Regions from separate parts of the Homo sapiens genome. Here regions 1, 2 and 4 are each linked to region 3. Evidence: chromatin loops called from intact Hi-C (ENCODE). Cell type or tissue: CD4-positive, alpha-beta T cell. All regions are shown on one strand. Each heading gives the region's core, and the rest is flanking DNA. Links, peaks and the distances in the headings are about the cores only. Region 1 holds the start of LOC124904078 (a long non-coding RNA gene). Region 2 overlaps BAIAP2 (BAR/IMD domain containing adaptor protein 2). Region 3 has its middle 3.6 kb from the start of LINC01971. Region 4 has its middle 4.0 kb from the start of CHMP6.

Region 1 (6,200 bases), core at 1,683-4,182, 460 kb before region 3:
ACCGTGCTTGGTTAAAGGGGCCGAAGGAGGCCCCAGGAGGTCAGCTCAGGGGGTTCCAGCTTGCCCCTCCTGGGGGGGGTGGTCTTCGTTGAGGTTTGGTGGAGATGCTCCTGGAGGTGCACCTTTGCTCCACAGCTGAGGCTGGGCCTCACGTTGGGAGCAGCCGGCAGCATTGAGAGCTGCATTTGGGGGGCGGGGAGGCAGTAACAGCAGCCACACCCAGGGGCAGAGCCAGCTGCACCCCAGCCAGCACAGGGCCTGCGGTTGGACTAAAGGCTGGTCCTTGGGCCAGGCTGGCTCCGGTGTTTCCCTTCAGCTCTCAGGTTCTCTCCAGCCTTTCCGGAAACCTACTCATCTCCCAGTTTCCTGCCAAGAAACCCCATTACTACTGAAGTCTCAGACTCTCGACTGCCAGGCCTGGTGGGTGAAGCTGCCTCCAGCCGGGAAGAGGCCTTGGAGGCGCCGGGAGGGCCCAGCTTCCCCGTGCCCGGCCGCGTGGCCTTGGGAAAGCCCCTCAGTGCTCCGGGCCTCCGTGTCCCTTTCCACACCATGAGGCTCCTGGCATTTCTCCTGTGGCCTGTGGGGTGTCACTGGGGCAGGAGTGGGCCGGCTCCCTGGCTCCCGGCCACCACCCCTCAGCATGGTCTGCTTGGCAGCCAGGGACAGTCTGGGCTTCCACCCAAAGCGTCTGCAGGGAGCAGGTGGGGACGTCCATCCACTGTGCTGTGTCCAACCGCGTCTGTCGTGTTTCTCCACGGAGAGCACCGGGCAGTCGAGGGGGTGCAGGGACTGCGGGGCCTCCCTACAGACACAGTCTGGGTGCCTGGCAGCTCAGGGACCTCCTTTCACACCCTCTACCACCTGCAGATGCCCCCCACATGTGTCTGTCCTCGCTGCTTCTGAAACTCCCCTTGGGCCAAAAGGTGCCCCTGGGTTGGGTCCAGGGAGGCCCCATGTAGCTGAAGGAGCTGAGATTTGGGCCAAAAACCTGCAAGGGGAAGGCAGGTGTAGGGTGTGGACTCCACGGCGTCCTCCAGGCTCACTTCCCCGATGGAAACTGAATGGGAGAACTGACATTTCTGGGAGAATTCCGGCTCCTTTGAAAAAGGCGGCACGCAGAAGACGCTCAACACCATCGCCACCAGGAAATGCAAGTCAAAACCACCAGGAGGCTGGGCGCAGTGGCTCACGTCTGTATTCCCAGCACTTTGGGAGGCCGAGGTGGGTGGATCACCTGAGGTCAGGAGTTCAAGACCAGCCTAGCCAACATGGTGAAACTCCATCTCTACTAAAAATACAAAAATTAGCCGGGCATGGTGGTGGGCACCTATAATCCCAGCTACTCTGGAGGCTGAGGTATAAGAATCGCTTGAACCCAGGAGGCAGAGGTTGCAGTGAGCCAAGATCGCAGTACTGCACTCCAGCGTGGGCGACAGAGCGAGACTCTGTCTGAAAAACAAACAAACAAAACCACCAGGAGATCTGCCTCACACCTTCAGGATGGCTAGAATTAAAAAAACAAAAACAAAAAACAGAAAACCAGTGTGGTGAAGCTGTGAGGAACTGTACCCTGGCTGGCAGGGAGGTAAAATGCTGCAGCCGCTGTGGAAACCAGTTTGACAGTTTCCCAAAAAGCTAAACATGGAATTTCCATAAGAACCAGCAACTCCACTCCTAGGTACAGACCCAAGCAAGTATCCATCCACTGCCAAATTGAGAAACCAAATGTCAGACATCCCTCCCATGGGGAGCTATCCAGCCATCAACAGGCGGGAAGTTCTGATACAGGCCACAGCGTGGATGAACCCAAGGACATCATGCTCAGTGGAAGAAGCCACATACTGTGTGGTTCCAGTCCCACGAAATGTCCAATGGGCCAGTGCCCAAGGACAGATGCAGGGGAGGGACCACCAGGGCGGGGGAGCGGCCACCAGGGCAGGGAAGGGACCACCAGGGCGGGGGAGGGACCACCAGGGCGGGGGAGTGGCCACCAGGGCGGGGGAGGGGCCACCAGGGTGGGGGAGGGGCCACCAGGGCGGGGGAGGGGCCACCAGGGCGGGGGAGGGGCCACCAGGGCGGGGGAGTGGCCACCAGGGCGGGGGAGGGGCCACCAGGGCGGGGGAGGGGCCACCAGGGTGGGGGAGGGGCCACCAGGGCAGGGGAGGGGCCACCAGGGCGGGGGAGGGGCCACCAGGGTGGGGGAGGGGCCACCAGGGCGGGGGAGGGGCCACTAGGGCCAGGGAAGAGCCAGTGATTGCCAGTGGCTGGGGTTTCCTTTTGGGGTGATGAAAATGTTTTGGGGGCCGGGCACGGTGGCTCATGTCTGTAATCCCAGAACTTTGGGAAGCTGAGGCGGGTGGATCACCTGAGGTCAGGAGTTCGAGACCAGCCTGGCCAACGTCGCGAAACCCTGTCTCTGCTAAAAATACAAAAATTAGTGGGCGTGACGGCAGGCACCTGTAATCCCAGCTACTCGGGAGGCTGAGGCAGGAGAATCGCTTGAACCCAGGAGGTGGAGGTTGCAGGGAGCCAAGATCGCGCCACTGCACTCCAGCCTGGGCGACAGAGCAAGACTCCATCTCAAAAAATGTTTTGGAACAAGGTGGAGTTGCCACTGTACATCATGAATGTGCTGAATGGCACCACATTGGACTGAACAGAACACTTTAAAATGGGTAATTTTATGTTATGTGAATTTTACCTCAATTTAAGAAAAAGATGTCGTAGGGCCGTTTGAAACGCACATCAGAAGGAGCGAATTTCCTGCAGAGCTGAGCCTCCCAGGGCGGCCACACCTTCCCCACACGTTCCCTCGGCAGGTTCCAGGCGGAACACACCGCTCGTCTGCAGGCGCTTGGTGGTGGAGCTGTTTCACACGCGGGAGCTTCTCTTCCCCGCGCCAGCCCAGGAGGAGGGTGTCACTCCTCCCTTCCAAAGACCAGCGACAGGACAGGAGAAGCTTCTGTGACTTTGCCGGGATCAGAGAGAGTCCAGGATTCCAGCCTAGTCCTATCAACCCTGTATCTTGGTGCTCCACCTGCCAACCACCCAGATGCAGGGGCCAGCACAGGACGGCCACTATCCGAGTCTGTGACCTCTCCCTTGTCCCTGATGTCACACCCCACTTGCTGTGGCCTCTCTATGCTGGTCTCCACAATGCTCAGCCGTCTTCGTCCGGGACACTGCACCCCTTCCGCCGCGCAGCCCACCAGCTACCACTCCCAGGCTGTCCACCAGGTGGCAGTGAAGGTCACCGATGTCAAGTTCGTGGCTCACCCTCCCAGCCCTGCACCCACCCTGGCTGCAGCAGAGTGGTGGGGGCCCAAGGAGCCCTCCAACCTCGTCAGGCCAGGGGGCTGGGATGCCAGGGACCACTTCTCCTGCACAGCAAAGCTTATTATAAAATCCAAATGCGGCTGGGCGTGGTGGCTCACGCCTGTAATCCCAGCACTTTGGGAGGCCGAGTTGGGCAGATCGCCTGGGGTCAGGAGTTCAAGACCAGCCTGGCCAACATGGTGAAACGCCGCCTCTACTAAAAATACAAAAATTAGCTGTGTGTGGTGGCGGGCACCTGTAATCCCAGCTACTTGGGAGGCCGAGGCAGGGGAATCGCTTGAACCTGGGAGGCAAAGGTTGCAGTGAGCCAAGATCGTGCCACTGCATTCTAGCGTGGGCGACAGAGCAAGACTGTCTCTCAAAATAAATAAATAAATAAAAATATATAAAACCCAAATGCAGCCAACACCGTGGCTCATGCCTGTAATCCCAGCATGATGGGAGGCCAAGGAAGGCAGATCACTTAAGTCCAGGAGTTTGAGACCAGCCTGGGCAACATAGCGAGACCCCATCTCTACAAAAACACAAAACCTAGCCAGGCGTGGTGGCGCGCATCTGTAGTCCCAACTACTCAGGAGACTGAGGTGGGAAGATCCCTTGAACCCAAGAGTTCAAGGCTACAGTGATCCAAGATCTAACCACTGTCCTCTAGCCTGAGCGACAGAGAGAGAGCCTGTCTCAAAACAAACAACTCCGGCCGGGTGCAGTGGCTCATGCCTGTAATCCCAGCACTCTGGGAGGCCGAGGCGGGCGGATCACGAGGTCAGGAGATCAAGACCATCCTGGCTCACATGGTGAAACCCCGTCTCTACTAAAAATACAAAAAAATTAGCCAGGCATGGTGGCAGGCGCCTGTAGTCCCAGCTACTCAGGAGGCTGAGGCAGGAGAATCGCTTGAACCCGGGAGACAGAGTTTGCAGTGAGCCAAGATCGTGCCACTGCACTCCAGCCTGGGCGACAGAGCAAGACCCCGTCTCAAAACAAAACAAAACAAAAAACACAACAAAAAAACTCCAAATGCACCTGAGTCCCAAGTCCAGTCTCCCAGGCTTGACGCAACAAGGGCAGGGCCCCTTCCAGCCAAGCTAACCCAGCCTCTCCTCCAGCACCTCCAGCCTTTTGGAGACCCTGCCCTGCCCAAAACCACTTGGAAATCACCAACTCAACTTTCCTTGGAACGCACCAGGGCACTCCAATGACGCCGTGTCCTAGCTGGAGTGCCTCGGCTTTTGCAATCCTGTGCAGAATCAAGGTTTTCCCTTGAGCCAAAGAATGAAGAATTACGGCTGAATCCAACACCACTGGCTCCAGGGCCTCTGAAAGCCGAGTCCTGAGGCCGCACAAAGGACTCTGTTGGCTCCTGCAGCCGCAGAGAAAATCTCAAAATCTGAGTGAGAATTAGCGGCAGATTCCAGGGATCAGCAGCCAGCTCTTCACACCAGCCTCGTCTCTGGGCATTGGAGCCACGCCGGCAAAGGTCACGTGCAGCCAGTTGGACGAGGGGTAAAATGCCACCCGAATCTGTTTAGAGTAATTGTTTTCCCCCAGTGGATGGAATATTCTTTTCATCTGGGCAGCTAGGAAACAGCTAAAGTTTTCCATGAACCTCTACAAAGATTTCTGTGTCTTCCAACTTTGTGAGAAGAAAAAGAACTTGCTGGGGGAAATGATATTCTCGAGCTTAACACTCAAATCATGTTTTCTCGAAATCATGTTACTTTCTGGCCAAGTATGCCGGCGAAGCCACTGAGACACGCTCCGCACATCTTTAGAACATAAAGGCCCTGGCAGTAGCTTGCGGCGCTCTTTGGAAAACTGCTTGGCTCTCACTGGAAACACAGCCACGCCTCCTCTGGGCCCCGGTAGCTCTGGCGTTAAGTCGGCTGGAGACTGGCTTGGCCACGGCCGCCATCTCTAGCCAGCCCTGGGGCAACTGCCCCCGGCTGCGTCCCACCCTGCCCGCCTCCTAGCCCCTAGCCAGAGGCAGCTGTGTGGCTCCGTGGCTGGGCTGGGGCGCTGCGGCTCTGCGCACGATAAGCCAGGGAGCTCCTTCCTTAGCACTACTGGCTCCAGGAGCACCTATTTAGGTAAACTCCATTCCTGCAGGTGTCCTCCCCGCTACACATCCAGCCTGGCCCCTCGGCCAGTTTTGCCTTCACCCTGTGCAGTTCATCAAGACATCCCCCTTTCATCAAAGCTCTTCTAGCACATTCTGAGGCGAGCCATAGAGGGACATGAGGGTAGTTACGTCTCATCAAAGAGAAAGGGACCTCATATTTCTGGAGCACCTACCATGCACACGGGCTGACTGTGGGCTCCCATGGCCGGTGGGACAAAGGGCCCCAGCTGCTGTGTGGTCTGATGCTGTGCAAATGAACATCTGTGCGAGTGGCCACGCTTCCCCATCGGAGCAGCCCTGTCGGGTCAGCGCGGCCAGAAAGCTGCGTTGCACTTCCCCTGTTAGGGTCTAAGGTGGAAGACCCCTTCCAGATGTCCTTGGTTTCTAGATGGACAAGAAGAAATAGCGTGTGGCTCTCAGGTTAGGAGAAGGAAGCAGAGTGCCAGGAAGAGCCGGGAAGGAGGAGGCACCAGGGCACCTGAGGCTGTCACTGTTCCACCTCCGGGGGTACACGTCTGGACCACTCATGACAGGCCCCACTGCATCACGACCCCAGACAGGAGACGGCAGGGCAGCCTCAGACTCCCCTGCCTAAGTTCAACTCCGAGCACCGGGGCAGGCGTGCTTCCTGCATGTCACTGGGGAGGCCATGCTCTCTCTCGTGTATCTGGACTCACGACGTCCACCCGGCTCGTCTGTATTCCGTCTGGGTGGACGTGACACTGGGCTGCTCCACTGGGAAAAC
Region 2 (2,500 bases), core at 1-2,500, 380 kb before region 3:
CTCTTTGCTTCCTGGGTAGCCAGGGGCCCTGCCTGGCTCTCAGGTGGCCTCCCCAGTCCCTCCCTCACTGCTCCAGAGTGGCCTCCCTGGGACTCAAACCTGGTCACAGGGTCCTCCCCTGGCTCCCAGGCTCTTGGTGACCTGTGCCTCTACCACCTCTGCCTGCACCCCTGAGCCACTGTGGTCCCAGGTGGGGCCTTGGGTGGTGGCCACATGCTGCTGCCCTCGTGACCTCTGAGAGACCCCTCTGCCCGTCATCTGTTGAGGGCCCCTCCTTGGGCCGGTAGACTCTTGGCCCTGTGTTTCCCGCTAGGCGTCCCCCGGCACAGTCCTGCGGCCCTGTGTCTCCCGCTAGGTGTCCCCCGGCACAGTCCTGCGGCCCTGTGTCTCCCGCTAGGCGTCCCCCAGCACAGTCCTGCAGCCCTGTGTTTCCGGCATCCCCAGCCTTGTCGTTCCTTGTGGGGGAATCCCGCCCTGGGATCCGCCATGTCCCAGGACCAAGCCTGGCCCTGCTGAACCAGGAGCGAGTTCCTCAGGGACGGGCTGCAGCAGCCCCCTCCATGGATATCCTGAGCCCCGATGTGAGCAAGGGGATCCCCTCCTAGGAGGCTGACTTAGCCCCCAGAGCAGGCAAGGCCCAGAGGCCAGACTCCCCACCGGGAACAGGCAGGGCCAGCAGGCCCCTGTTCACCCATAGTCCATGGGTAGGAGTTGGGATGGGATCACATGTGTCCCCTGGAACATTCTGGAACATTTCAAGAGTTTCGAAGATGTAGTTCCGGAGCCAAGCCCACCAGGGAGGCCCTGGTCATGTCTTTCTAAAATAAAGGGTTGCAGGGATCCACGGGCTATACCTTGACACTTGTTCCCCCCACCCACCACACTCTCATGTACGTGCGCGTGCGTGCACACACACACACACGCACGTGATACAGAACCAGTGCTCCAGTCCCCACAGCCTGGGGACAGCCAGGAGACAAGTGCTCTTCCCTCCCTGGAGAGGCCCCTCCTGCCGGCCTGGGCCTGCTGGGCACTGTGGGCAGGTGCAGGCAAGGACAGCAGCAGCACCTTTGACCCCTGGAGGCAGCCTCGCTGCTGAAGGACTCAGCGGTGACAGGCTGTGCTGCCACAGCTGCCAGGCAGGGAGCGCTGTGGAGCGCAGGCCTCCCGCCTGCTAGACCCAGGACAGTGGCGGGCGTCTGCGCCCTCTGGCGGGGGCCAGGCCCCATGACGGGGCCAGGGAGTGAGAGCGGGGCTGTCAGTGGCTGGGGTGCTGCCTGCAGGGATGGAGGGCGGGGAAGCCAGGCTGCTTGCCGCAGGTCTCCCAGGAGGGGTTGCGGGATGTGCCTGCGGTGGCAGCAGCTGACCTCCTGGGCTCGTGGGCCCCCGGGCGTGTGTGGAAGAGGCCTGTGTCCCACAGACCCACTTAGAGACGAGCCTCTGGGCTGGGGGCCAGGGTGTGAGGGCAGCCTCCCAGGGCAGTTCGTAGTAGCTCCCTGGTGCTTGGGTTTGGGCCTGCCTCGGGGCTCTCAGGGTGCGGGGGTGACGCTGGCTCGTGGCCGCTGTGTCAGGGCCGTGCCGCTGCGAGGTCGGTGTCCCTCGGCCGTCTGCCCTAGTGCTGGTCCCTGCTGGCCTCTCCGCGCCACCCAAGACTCACTCCTCTACCACTGATCTCAGCCAGGGCTCGGCAGACGTTCTGAAGGGCCACAAAGTTTGTGCTTTTGGCTCTGTGGGCCGTGCCGTCTCCAGCTCTGTTACTGCAATGTGAGGGCAGCCATGAATGAATGATTCACAAATCGATGCACAGCTGTGTTGCAATAAAACTTTATTTACAAAACAGGAAGCCAGCCCTCGGGCTGTGGTTTGCTGACCCCTGGTCTGAGCCAGCAGCAGAGGGGTAGGGGTGGCATGGGGAGGACTTGCTCAGAATGGCTGTCGTCCAACATCCTCCGTGGGTCCCCAGCGTGGGTGCCCAGCCACATGTAGAAGGGAACGGGGATGAGTTGGGGGGAGCAGTGAAAGCCGGAGAGGCCCCCAGAGGTGCCAGAGACATAGCAGTTCTGGCCCACAGCTTAAGGGTCTGGGGGTCCCGGGAATCCAGGCCCTGCAGCCTGCTTAGGCCAAATGGCCAGGAGGGGCAGGGGTTACTTGATTAGCTCCCAGGACCCAGGCCCGGCCGGCTCCCAGTCCCAGAACCTTTCTCCATGCCTGTGGCTTCCTCCTCCTTTGTCCCCACTGTGCTCAGCTGGTCTGTGTCCAGCAGGCCGCAGAGTACGCCCGAGGGAGCGCGGGCTCTTGGGCCCAAGGGCAGTGGTTGGAGCAGTGAGCCTCAGTGTGTCTGACGGGGCTGCCTTCCTGCCCTCGGCAGCCAGGCCTGACCCCCACTGGGCAGCACCACCCCCTCCCCCGGCCATCTGGGGCGCCTTCCTGGCACTTTGGGGTTTGCCCACCGGAGTTTGACCTTGTGCGTCCCTGTCCGTTCCTCCTTCCTCCAGGCCCT
Region 3 (6,200 bases), core at 1,394-3,893:
CACGTGAGAGACCCCCAAGCTGGAGAGGCAGATGTCCTGGTAACTCTAACCTGAGACCGTTTTCAGGGTGAGCCTTCTCCTAATCACGGCTGGGGCGTCTTCGTCCAAGGTGGGGCTGGATGGGGGTGGGCAGAGGCCCCCACAGTCACAGCCTGGCCAGCTGTGCAAATGCTCCCCTAAACCGTCCCCCGCTTCAGTCACTCAGCCAACCAATCAATCGCAGGGGCCTCCCTCTGGGGTGGAAAGTGGTGGCCCCAGGGACCAGGGACCTTCACAGGGAGAGAGGGCTGTGGTCCGGGCAGGGGCGTCAGGGGTTCAGCCTGGGTCTCCTGACCTCCAGGCCCACGTCTTCCCTTAGACAACACCTGAGAGCATCTCCCAGCGTGGCTGTGGCCACACACATCCCTGGGAGTAGGACGGGCCACCGCGCTGAAGCTGTGGATGCAGGGCTCCCAATCTGTAGGCGAGGGGCCTCTCCCCTGCAGGGGACAGGATCAGGACCCTGGGAGCCCTCAGTCCCCCTCCCAGCACTGATTACCTGGAAAACCCCCCGAGCCCAGGTTGATGAAGAAGGTGGGACCCTGACAGTGAGTGGCCTGAGCCTGGGATGGTAGCTTGACCTCATCTCCAAGGTCATCCTCCCAGACCTGGGAGTCTAAAAACATTAAATCCTTCAGAAGGACATATTTGCATCAGATCACTGTTCAGAACGCCACTGGTGCCATTCACGGAGCAGTCCCTGGGCTGAAGTGGCTGCTCTGGTCTGGTGAGCGGGGGCACCCACGCGAGCTCCCAGGCCCAGAGGCCTCCCCCAGATCCTGGTGTTAGTGGCCCATGGAAGGACTCCCAGCCCCAGAGGCTTGGCAGGTGTCTGCGGCTCCCCAGGGGTGGGGTGCTGGGAGGCTGACATCTGTGGAGTGTTTTTACTGTTGAACAAATTGAATCAATTAAACAGGCCCCATCGGGGTGGCTGGGAGCGGTGAACAGGAGGAAAGAGGGGAGCGGAGCCAAGAGGACAGCCTGAGGGCGTCTGTCTCCCCAGGCGGGGTTCAGACGCACCTCTTTCCCTGAATGTTCCAGGGCAGGAGACCCCCCGTGTTGACAAGAGGGAGGTGAGTTAGTGGAGGGGGAGTGGGAGGAAAGTCAGTGGGGACTGTCCCTGTTGTGTGTCCCCTGAAAGCACGCCAAGGCCTGTGTCTCCTACCCAGCCACCTCTGGGCTTCTCAGCCCCCAGCCCTGTGATGACCCTTTGGACATCCCAGCCTCCTTTCAAAGACATTTTATTGCTCTCACAAGGAGGCCTCCGGAAGCTGGGAGGCTCCAGCAGAGAAAGAGAGGAGGCTGCCTAGGGAGGCTGGAGGAGGCAGAGAGGAAAGAGGAAACATTGTGGGGGTAATAGCAAGGGCCCCGGGTCACCCACCTGGAGCGGAAGCCTCCCCCTCGGGCAGGCTGAGAATGACGCAGGCGCCGGCTGCTCTGTGACCCAGCTGACCGAGGGACAGCCCCTGCCTGGGAGCTCCAGCAGCTGCTGCAGCGTCCCTCCTGCCCAAGCAAGGGCCGCAGGGCCACCCCTCCAATCCGTCCCCAGAGGTCCACTGCCGCTGCCTCTCCTCCAGCTGCCGCTCAGGGGAGCGAGGTTTCTTGAGTCAGGCCACCGGCAGCGGGCGGCCAGCCCCTCTCAGCATGGCGCTTGCCCAGGGCCTGGGCTCCGTCACATGCCAGGACAGTGGTCACCGTCACCCTGGACAGACCACCTCTGTCCCTTTATGTCAAGTGACCATTATTGGGCCCCCTGAGGCAGACGAGCGTCTCACCAGTAAGCTCCCAGGGAGGACGGCGTGGTCAGGACCTGCCCATCCGCCAGCACTCTGGCCTCTAGGCCCGCAGGCTGAGGGCACCGGCGGGCACCAGAACAGGGGCTGGTTTGGCCGAGGGACCTGCTTCTTGGGCAGCACCAGGAAACAGCCGGAGACCCTCCCAGCGCCCACATCCATGGCGTGAGCCCCGCGTGGGTGCAGCCCCTTCCGCAGCCCGAATTCCAGGCCAGCCGCTGCAGGAGGGACCGCCAGCCAGGGGCGCAGGGCAGAGGGTGGGGGAAGGCGTGGCGCTCGCGCTCTCGGCTCTTGCTTGGATGGCGCCGGCTGAGGACCCCCACACCTGCGCTGCGGTGCAGAGGTCTTAGGATCCGAGGGGGCTGCCGGTCTGGGCCGGCGCGTTCAGGCCCCGGGCGGTGGGGCGGCCTCGGCGTGCGTGGCTCGGTTGCCTGCAGGCAGGCACGCGGCGCTGTGAGAAACGAACGTCCGTGACTTAGCCCACGGGACCGTTTCTGCATTTTCACCCCAACCTGGAGAGCTGCAGCACAGCCGCGGGACAGGAAGTCGCCGCCAGGTGGGTCAGGACTGCGACCTGAACTCGGCTCTGCGGCCTCCCGCTCCGGCCGCCGGTTCGCAATCCTGGCGTGAACCAGCAGATCAACCTCCGGCGCCCGCCACAGGCGCCCTCCCGCGGGAACCGGCAGGCAGGAGCGGTGCGGGGGCGCCCTCCAGCGGCCGTGGCCGGGATGGCGGCCTCCTGCCAGGCTCCAAGCGTGGCCGCGTGGGCAGCGCGCGCAGCCCGCCACGGAAAGACAGGCGCTCCTCCTGGGTGGGCCTTGGGACCCCTTCGCGCCCTGTGTGGCCGCCTCGTGGTGAGCACCCCCGCCCCTCCCTGCAAGGCCGGTGTTCCCAGCTGGAAGGGCAGGCAACCTGGGAACCAGAGGGAGCTGCTCTGGTTGGGAGGAAAAAGCCAGCTCGGTTCCCGCCTGAGCCCCGAAGGGGCGGGGCTGGGAAGGGGGCCTGGCCAGAGGGAAGGAGCACTCTGGGTTGGGGGTGCTGGGGGAGCACAAAGGCAGGAACTGGGGAGCATAAGGCCAGGAGATAGGGGAGAACCTAGGCAGGAGCTGGGGGAGCAGCCAGGCAGGAACTGGGGAGCATCGATGCAGGAGCTGTGTCGCGTGTTATCCCCGTCACGTGGAGTTGTGTGTCCTGCGAGGAGCACAGCATTTCAGGGCCTAGAGCCCCTCTCTGTACTGGAGCCGCCTGTGTGTGTCCATTCCGAATGAGCCATACTTCCCTCGCAGCTCTCCCAGTGGGATTGAGAACTGTTAGGCACACACCTGGTGAAGCATTGCTGCCCTTTCTGTTGGGGAGAAGCGGCCTTCTAGCGCAGAGAATAGCTGCTTCCTGGAACTGAAATCCTGCCGCATCCAGACCAAGAGCATGCTTGGAGCAGGCATCAGTGCACACACTGCTTCCGAAATTACAGCTATAAATTTTAAAAAAATTTTTTTTTCAAGGCAGGGTCTTGCTCTGTGGCCCAGGCTGGAGTGCATTTGCACCACCATGGCTCATGGCAGACTCAACCTCCCTGGCTCAAGCCACGCTCCCACCTCAGCCTCCCAAGTGGCTGGGACTACAGACACATGCCACCACACCTGGCTAAATTTTTTTTTTTTTTTTTTTGAGACAGAGTCTCACTCTGTCACTCAGGCTGGAGTGCAGTGGCGCAAACTCTGCTCACGGCAAGCTCCGCCTCCCGAGTTCACGCCATTCTCCTGTCTCAGCCTCCCGAATAGATGGGACTACAGGTGCCCGCCACCACGCCCAGCTAATTTTCGTATTTTTAGTAGAGATGGGGTTTCACCGTGTTGGCCAGGATGATCTCGATCTCCTGACCTCATGATCCACCCGCCTCGGCCTCCCAAAGTGCTGGGATTACAGGCGTGAGCCACCACGCCCGGCCTAGTTTGGGCAAGTTACATTTTTTTTTTCTTTTTTGAGGCTGAGTCTTGCTCTGTTGCCCAGGCTAGAGTGCAGTGGTGTGATCTTGGCTCACTGCAACCTCCACCTCTCGAGTTCAAGGGATTCTCCTGCCTCAGCCTCCCAAGTAGCTGGGATTACAGGCACCCACTATCACACCTGGCTAATTTTCTTATATTTTTAGTAGAGACAGGGTTTCACCATGTTGGCCAGGCTGGTTTCGAACTCCTGACCTCAAGTGATCGGCCCGCTTCGGCCTCCCAAAGTGCTGGGATTATGTGGGCATGAGCCACCATGCCTGGCCCATAATTTTTTAAACTGTGATACATTTTGCCATTTTAACCATTTTTAAGTGTACACTTCAAAGGCATTGAGTACATTTACCATGTTGTGAGACTCTCAACACTATCCGTCTGCAGAACTTTTTTGTCATTCCAGAGACTATCCATTAAGCACCAACTTCCTTTTCCCTCTCTCCCCAGCCCCTGGCCTTGCCCTCTCCCCCCAACCCCTGGCAACCTCTTACCTACTTTCTGTTTCTGTACTTGCCTATTCTAGATGTTTTATAAGTGGAATCAGACAGACGTTGTCCTTTGTGACTGGCTCATGTCACTTAGCATAATGTTTTCAGGCCATCTGTGCGTGGTGTGCGTCAGAATTTCCTTCCTTTTTAACGTTAAATCATAGTCCATTGTATGGAGGGACCACATTTGTTTCTCTATTCATTTATGGATGGAAACGTGGGTTGTTTCCACCTTTTCTCTGTGGTGAGTATCGTTGTGGTCAACATTTGGAATAACTCGTGTTGAGCACACTGTTCGTGTTCCTGCCCCTAGTTCTCTGGGTGTGTGGCTGCGCGGAACTGCTGGGTAATTCTACCCTTCGCTCTTTGAGAACCGCTAATGTGTTTTTCACGGCGCATGCATTGTATGAGAGCTCCAGTTTCTCCACATCCTCACCAACGCTTACTGTTTTTATTATTGTTCTTGTTATACAGCTTTCATTTTTATAAAAAGCAATTTTTTTTTTTGAGACGGAGTCTCACACTGTCACCCAGGCTGGAGTGCAGTGGCACGATCTCGGCTCACTGCAATCTCCGCCTCCCAGGTGAAAGCGATTCTCCTGCCTCAGCCTCCCAAGTAACTGGGATCACAGGCACCCGCAACCACGCCTGGCTAATTTTTTGTATTTTTAGTAGAGGTGGGGTTTCACCGTGTTAGCCAGCATGGTCTCAATCCCCTGACCTCGTGATCCGCTCACTTCAGACTCCTAAAGTGCTGGGATTACAGGCGTGAGCCACAGCCCCCGGCCCAAAAGCAGTATTTTCGTACAAACAATATACTAACGCTAACTGAAATAATTAACAAATTACAGATTAAAAAAAAATTTTTTTTTCTTTTTTTGAGACAGGGTCACTCTGTCGCCCAGGCTGGAGTGCAGTGGCACCATCTCGGCTCACTGCAACCTCTGTCTTGCCCAGGCTCAAGTGATTCTCCTGCTTCAGCCTCCCGAGTAGCTGAGATTACAGGCGTGCACCAGCACGCCCACCCGGCTAATTTTTTTTTTCTTTTTTTTTTTTGTAATTTCAGTAGAGACGAGGTTTCACCGTGTTGGCCAGGATGGTCTCGAACTCCTGCCTGGGGTGCTGGGATTACAGCCGTGAGCCACTGTGCCCAGTCAAAATATTTTTTATTTACCTCCAACCCCACCACCTAGAGATGACCACTGCTCATTTTTGTTGATGGTATTTGGCAACAGGCTTGTCTGCTTTCTAAGCACTGTTGTTTTGTTTAGAGACAGGGTCTCCGCTCTGTGGCCCAGGCTAGAGCGCAGCGGTGCAATCACGGCTCACTGTAGCCTCCACCTCCCAAGCTCAAGCGATCCTCCCGCCTCGGCCTCCCAAGTGGCTGGGACCACAGGCGCGGGCCCCCTCCAGCCAAGCATTGTTTTTCTGACCCGCAGGATGGGAGCAGGGAGAGCGTGGCTGGCCGGGGGTCCACCGGGAGGCCCTGCGAAGGGCAGGCCCCGGCCAGGCGGGGCGCGGCTCCACGTCTCAGCCGGCGCTTCTGCGCACGGGCTCACTACTGGGGGCGGCCGGGATCACGGACTCGCTGGCCTCGTCTCCGGAGCGGAGGCGGGCAGCTTGAAGGAGCGACCCCGTGGGCCGGCGCATCCCTCCCCAGGCCCCGAGACCCGGCGGGAGACGGACCCTCCCCATGCCTCGCCGCGGAGGCCCGCGCCGAGCCAGGAGCCGCGCATCCATTGGCCGAGAGCGCGGCCGCCCGGGCCAATCACAGGGCGGCCCCGGCGCCCCCGGGCGCGCCGTGGGGACAGAGTCAGGCGCGTGCGCACTCGGCCCTCCCCGGCGGCCTCCAGGCGGGACGCGGCGTCGGCGCCTGAAGT
Region 4 (6,200 bases), core at 3,089-5,588, 500 kb before region 3:
GAGACTGTCTCAAAAAGAAAGAAACCTGGACTTAACAGTGGCCCAGCTGAGATTCCAGGATTTCCTCAGTAGAGCACAGAGAGAAGAATCCAGCAGCGTAGAGAGCCAGGAATGCCAAATGGATTCGTCAGATGCAACCCATTGGCTGAGTCCCTCATCACCTCCCCAAAACATTCCTTACAAAGGCCTGCAACTTGCCCACAAGGAGGCTCTGAGCTCTGCCGCCAACAAGACTGTGTCCCCTGATCTCTCACGTGACCCTGGAGTGGCAAAGACCGAGAGTCTGAGATGGGACAGGCTCGGTGACAGAAGGAGCGGCCAGCTGGGAGCAGAGAGTGCCACAGGGGTCAGGGCCCTTGGCTAATGGGTCAAGCATCCCCAGAACTGAAAAAGATGGACAGTCTATGAAAGCTTAAATTGATCATTTTTTTAAAAACCAGGTCAGGCGCGGTGGCTCTTGCCTATAATCCCAGCGCTTTGAGAGGACAAGGACTGAGGATCACTTGAGCCCAGGAGTTCGAGACCCACCTCGGCAACATAATGAGAACCCTATCTCTACAAAAAATACACAGATTAGCCAAGCATGGTTGTGTGCACCTGTGGTCCCAGCTACTCGGGAGGCTGAGTGGGGTGGATCACCTGAGCCCAGGAGGTCAAGGCTGCAGTGAGCTGTGACGGCACCACTGCACTCTAGCCTGGGCAACAGTGAGACCCTGTCTCCAAAAAAAAAAAAAAAATACAATAACAAAAACAAACCCAGATCTAGGCCAGGCGCAGGGGCTCACGCCTGTAATCCCCGCACTTCCGGAGACCAAGGTGGGTGGATCACCTGAGGTCAGGAGTTCAAGACCAGCCTGGCCAACATGGTGAGACTCCCATCTCTACTAAAAATACAAAAAATTACCCAGGTCTGGCGGCTCATGCCTGTAATCCCAGGTACTCGGGAAGCTGAGGCATGAGAATCACTTGAACCTGGGAGGCGGAGGCTGCAGTGAGCCAAGATCACGCCACTGCACTCCAGCCTGGGTGACAGAGTGAGACTGTCTCACAAAAAAAAAAAAAAGAAAAAGAAAAAAGAAAAAAACCAGATCTGCCATGAAATACCTTAATGGAGAGTGGCGATCCCTCACCAGTTCCCCGGCCTGACCAGTCCCAGGACTGGGCCCCCAAATAAAGGGGAGAACATGCCTCTCCGTGGAAGGGCAGACACCAACACCTTCAAGTCTCCCTGCTGCCTTCTCTAAGCACCTACAACCATTGCTCTGGTCATCTTTTGCTGAGTAACAAATCACCCCAAAACTCAGTGGCTTAAAACAATAACAAACACGTATTTTGCTCACAAATCTGTGATTTAGGCAAAGTACACCAGAGAAGGCTCGTCTCTGCTCCGTGTGACATCAGCTGGGGTGGCTCAGCGGATGAGGGGACTAGAACATTTCCCTTCTAAGAAGGCTCATCCCATGGCTGGCCAGGTGGTGTCAGTGGGCGGTTCCTCCCAGGGGCTGCTTGGCTCCTCCTGACTTGGTGGCTGAGTTCCAAGAACGAGAGTCCAGGAGACACCAGGTAGACACTGTGTCTTATTTTAGTTTAGTTTAGTTTAGTTTTTTGAGATGGAGTCTCACACTGTCATCCAGGCTGGAGTGCAGTGGCATGATCTCAACTCACTGCAACCTCCGCCTCCCAGGTTCAAGCAATTCTCCTGCCTCAGCCTCCCAAGTAGCTGGGACTACAGGTGTGCACCACCACGTTAGCTAATTTTTGTATTTTTAGTAGAGACAGCGTTTCACCATGTTTGCCAGGATGGTCTCAAACTCCTGACCTTGAGTGATCTGCCCGCCTCAGCCTCCTAAAGTGCTGGGATTATAGGTGTGAGCCACCATGCCTGGCCATCTTTTTTTTTTTTTTTTTTTTTTTAAATAGAGATGGGGTCTCACTGGGTTGCCCAGGCTGGTCTTGAACTCCTGAGCTCAAATAATCCTCCCACCTCAGCCTCCCAAAGTGCTGGGATTACAGGTGTGAACCACCACACCCAGCCTTGTGTCATCTTTTGTCACCTGGTCTCAGAAGTGACATGGCACCACTGCCGCCATAATTAAAGGCTCAGCGGTGTGCCACTGTCACCCCTCAGCTCCAAATCCACCCTTCCTAGGCCTGTTTGTGCTGGTGGAGCTGGACCCTGTAAACGTTTCTCCTCTTCTGGCCAGCTCAGCCTGAGGCTTTGACGGGAGAGGGAGCTGGAGGTTGCAGCGAGGCCTGGCAGAGAATGGGGCCTCCCTGTCTGACCCCTTCCTTGCTGCAGCTGCCAGTGGCTCCGTGTGCGGGTGACTCCTCCGTGAGTCTCTGCCACCCATGGGCTGCTTCTCGCAGACACCCCCCGTCTGTCGTGCTCCCCAGCAAGATTCTCAAGCACCTGGCAGGAGTTCCTGTTAGAAAAGCTCTGGCCCAGATGCACCCCTCAGTGAGTTTCTCGGCCAACTGGCAGGCTCCCCACGGACGGCTAGGCTCTCACCCTGCAGTAACTTCCTCCACCACGGGCAGGGACAGCCTGCAGGGTCCAGCAGAGCCCAGGGCAACTTCCTCCACCGCGGGCAGGGGAAGCCTGCAGGGTCCAGCAGAGCCCAGGGCAACTTCCTCCACTGCGGGCAGGGGCAGCCTGCAGGGTCCAGCAGAGCCAGGCCCAGCCTTGAGTTGGGATGTTCTTCCAGGTTCTTGGTTTCTCCTCGTGTGCTCCCTGTCTGTCCTAGAAACACACGCTGCTTCTGGCACTGCTATTCCTGTATTCCTCAGAGTTCTCTTGTAACCTTTTAATAGTGAAACCTCCTTTTCTAGTTTATAATTCTTTATATTAAATGTTCCTGTTCAAATTACTGGTGTGGTTTCTGTCTCCTGCCTGGAACCTAATGGTACAGAGTTAGCACAAGGAGAGGTCCCAGGAGGGCATTTGGGGACTGTTTGCATCGTCCCTAGGGTGTGAATGCCTGGCTGAGTTTCCTGCCAATGGGAAACGGGGTGCTGGGCCCCACTTTGCAGTGGATTTGCTGTGGCCTCTGGTTGGGTAAAAAAAAGGGCTGGGTGAGACTGGTGCCGGGGTGCCCAAGCGGCTGCTGCCCTTCAGAGCAGAACAGCAAGGACACCCCAGGACTGTGGACTGGGGGTTCCTGCTCCACACACTGGGCGTTCACAGCAATCAGATGGCTGGCAGGAGCAGCTCCTCCCAGGCCTCGGGTCAGCTGAGAGGCAGAGAATGTTCGTGGCAGCCCTCACAGGAGCTGCTGTTTGTGGTCCCTACGGGGCTGACATTGCTGGAAATCAAACACAATGTTCAGTCCCGCGTGTCACCTGATCACAGGGTCAGCTGAGCGCACAGCCTTGCCCGTGTCCTCACTTGAGAGGCAGAATGCTGACAGGACAGCACCCCTGACCCAGAGTGGAGGCAGCGCCCGGAACCCCGTGGAGCTCACAGTCGGCTCCTGCCAGGGTGCCCCGAGGCTCCCTTGCCAGTGGGAGTGGTGGTGGCTGAGGTTGCTGGTGCTCCTGAGTTTGAAAACCCTCAAGAGCCCACCGTTAAGACCCTTGTGAGAGGTTGCCGTCCTCCCCAAGCCAGCACAGCCACCTCCTGTTGCCTACAATTAGCATCAGATCTTAGGGATCCGGGACAGCGTGACACAGAAGACAACAGCTCATGCTGGGACTTGGGAATTTTTTCTGTAAGAGAACAAACAGCACCCAGGCACGGTGGCTCACGCTTGTAATCCCAGCACTTTGGGAGGCCGAGGTGGGTGGATTACCTGAGGTCAGGAGTTTGTGATCAGCCTGGTCAACTTGGTGAAACTCCTTCTCTACCAAAAATACAAAAAAAAATTAGCTGGGCGCGGTGGCAGCTGCCTGTAGTACCAGCTACTCAGGAGGCTGAGGCAGGAGAATCGCTTGAACCTGGGAGGCAGAGGCTGCAGTGAGCTGAGATCACACCACTGCATTCCAGCCTGGGTGACAAAGTGAGACTCTGTCTCAAAAAAAAATAAAAATAAAAAATCAAACAGTAAATATCAGGCTCCGTGAGCCACATACGGCCTCTGGCCACCTTGCTCTTGCTCTTCTCCTTCTCCCTCCTCCATTCCTCCTCCTTTTCGGTGTGTGTGTGTGTGTGTGTGTGTGTGTGTGTGTGTGTGTGTTTTACAATCCTTAAGAAATGTAAAATCCACTCTTAACTCAAAGGCTGTACAAAAAAATAGATTCCAGGCCGGATGTGGCCCGCAGGCTGTAGTTTGGCAAACCCTGGCTTACATGCTACAAGAATTCAGAGATATTTCAGATAGATATCGCGGGGAACCTGGGGAGAACCTGCGGGAGTGGATTCGGGGGGGTTGGACCGGGAACACCGAATCGGAACACTAGAGGGGGCTGAAGTCCCTGATCTGGGGGCCTTGATCGCTCTGCCGGGTCTGCAGCTGCAGCCACAGCTAAGCGCTCCCTCGCGCGACGGCTGAAGCTCAGACCCAGAGGCCCGCAGGTCACGAACCCAAGACCCCAGACCCTCCATGGCCTGCTGTGGAGGAGAGAATCCGAAGGTCCACGGACAGGCAGTCCGTGAGTGTGACCTGCACGCCCACACCCAGCCACGCCCTGCAGGCTCAGAAGCACCACCTTCCCGGACGTGAGGAACACCCGGGCGAGGGGAGCCCCTGCACCCTGAAAAGTCCTGCTACTGCTCTCCTTCGTAGGCCAAGTGTGACCGCGGGGAGAGGGGTGCCCCGGCAGAGATGCGCTCCTTGATCTCCATGGGGTGACACATCCCAGAGCAGCAGCAGGACAGGGGGCAACCGCCGCCGTCAAGTCCCACGCGGGCTGTGTGTGCCAGCGGCGGCAGAAGGAACTGGCGCTCGGGATGCCGTGGCCTGCAGGGTCCTCCGGCGAATCACAGTGCCCAGGGTGAAACAAAGGGTTGGCAGACCAGAGTGCTGTTTGTCTTACACAACAGAAACAAAACTCTGGGTCTGGTGGCCAAACCTGACTTGAGTCACCACAGTGGACAGCCACGGCCTCTCACCTGTTTCCAGGCTGAGCCAATTCACAGACCTGGAGCCCTTGAGTTGGGGGCCAGGTTCCTTGAGGGAGACCCCTGAAGCATTGCTGCAAGGAATACAGCAGCAAAGCCACGGGAAGAGTCCCCCAAAGGGACCTGTACCTGTTTACCAAAGTAACTGTGTAACAGAGGGAGGGAAATACTCAAGCGTCTCAGGAATGACAAGACACTGGCATCAAATGGATTCCAATTCCTTTTCTTTTTCTTTTTCTTTTTTTGGAGACAGAGTATCACACTGTCGCCCAGGCTGGAGTACAGTGGTGTGATCTCAGCTCACTGCAACCTCCACCTCCCAAGTTCAAGCGATTCTCCTGCCTCAGCCTCCCAAGTAGCTGCGATTACAGGTGCATGCCACCATGCCCCACTAACTTTTGTAGTTTTGTAGAGACACGGTCCACTATGTGAGGCCAGGCTGATGTCGAACTCCTGACCTCAGGTGATCCACCCACCTCAGCCTCCCAAAGTGCTGGTATTACAGGCGTGAGCCACCACACCTGGCCAGATGGAGTCTGCTAGAGTCTCGGGGATTTTATAGGGACAGGATGGGGGCGTGGCAGGCCAGGGTGGTCTTTGGAAATGCAACATTTGGGCAGGAAAACAAAAATCCCTGTCCTCACCTAGGTTTGTGGGCACAGGCGGTGGGGGGATCCCTAGCCAAGGATCACGCCTTCCTCTACCCAGCTCTTCCTTCCCCCTTCATGAGGAGCAGGGAGTAGCAAGTCTTTTTTTTTTTTTTCCTCAACGTCCCCATGGACACCAAGGAAAAAAGTACTTCAGATGTCTTGGTGAGACAAATCAGAGGGTGGGAGATGAACCCCACAAAAATTCAGGGGCCCCCTCACCTCAGTGAAGGTTCTGGAGTCCAGAGGTTTGGAACAGGTGATAATTATTCTCCTTTTGATGTTATTTGTTATATTTTTTGTAGAGACGGGGGTCTTGCTATGTTGCCAGGCTGGTCTTGAACTCCTGGCCTCAAGCCATCCTCAGCTGAGTGCTTTTCTTTGACACTTAGTGAATGCTCAGGAACCACAGTCAGGATACTCAGGCGGGAACCGGGGTGGCTTCTCCCTTTTACCCTTTATCCCCATTCATGTGTTTCTTAGCCCCCCAGGGAAGA

The links. Hi-C counts contacts between places; a loop is a spot of excess contacts. Peaks named below come from ENCODE experiments on the same cell type or tissue, not always from the same donor. Only the 100,000 strongest peaks of a DNase experiment are listed, where the experiment ranks them.
Region 1: it touches region 3 in a loop (3-fold over the local background); 4 of 110 quality-filtered maps call a loop at or near these places.
Region 2: it touches region 3 in a loop (10-fold over the local background); 3 of 110 quality-filtered maps call a loop at or near these places.
Region 4: it touches region 3 in a loop (3-fold over the local background); 3 of 110 quality-filtered maps call a loop at or near these places.

Annotation. Positions count from the first base shown.
Region 1 is chr17:81,020,745-81,026,944 of GRCh38, forward strand. LOC124904078 (a long non-coding RNA gene) reads right to left here and starts at 174. Exons shown (of 2, transcript XR_007065934.1): 1 at 1-174. RefSeq lists an enhancer at 3,118-3,177. In CD4-positive, alpha-beta T cell, for the core only: a CTCF peak has its summit at 3,242 (motif pointing right); a DNase peak (open chromatin) is centred at 3,247; H3K4me3 peaks cover 433 bases.
Region 2 is chr17:81,100,729-81,103,228 of GRCh38, forward strand. All of the region lies in intron 7 of BAIAP2 (BAR/IMD domain containing adaptor protein 2), which reads left to right. Among named protein-coding and RNA genes, the nearest start is that of MIR657, 23 kb to the right of the region's middle. RefSeq lists enhancers at 973-1,490, 1,491-2,007. In CD4-positive, alpha-beta T cell, for the core only: CTCF peaks have their summits at 1,163 (motif pointing left) and 1,371; a DNase peak (open chromatin) is centred at 1,163.
Region 3 is chr17:81,481,933-81,488,132 of GRCh38, forward strand. No RefSeq gene overlaps it. Among named protein-coding and RNA genes, the nearest start is that of LINC01971, 3.6 kb to the left of the region's middle. RefSeq lists an enhancer at 1,697-2,347, a cis regulatory region at 2,251-3,048 and silencers at 2,406-2,815, 5,987-6,200. In CD4-positive, alpha-beta T cell, for the core only: CTCF peaks have their summits at 2,518 (motif pointing left) and 2,722; DNase peaks (open chromatin) are centred at 1,489 and 2,489; H3K4me3 peaks cover 555 bases; H3K27me3 peaks cover 708 bases.
Region 4 is chr17:80,984,755-80,990,954 of GRCh38, forward strand. No RefSeq gene overlaps it. Among named protein-coding and RNA genes, the nearest start is that of CHMP6, 4.0 kb to the right of the region's middle. RefSeq lists an enhancer at 4,443-4,632. In CD4-positive, alpha-beta T cell, for the core only: a CTCF peak has its summit at 4,445 (motif pointing right); a DNase peak (open chromatin) is centred at 4,407; H3K4me3 peaks cover 424 bases.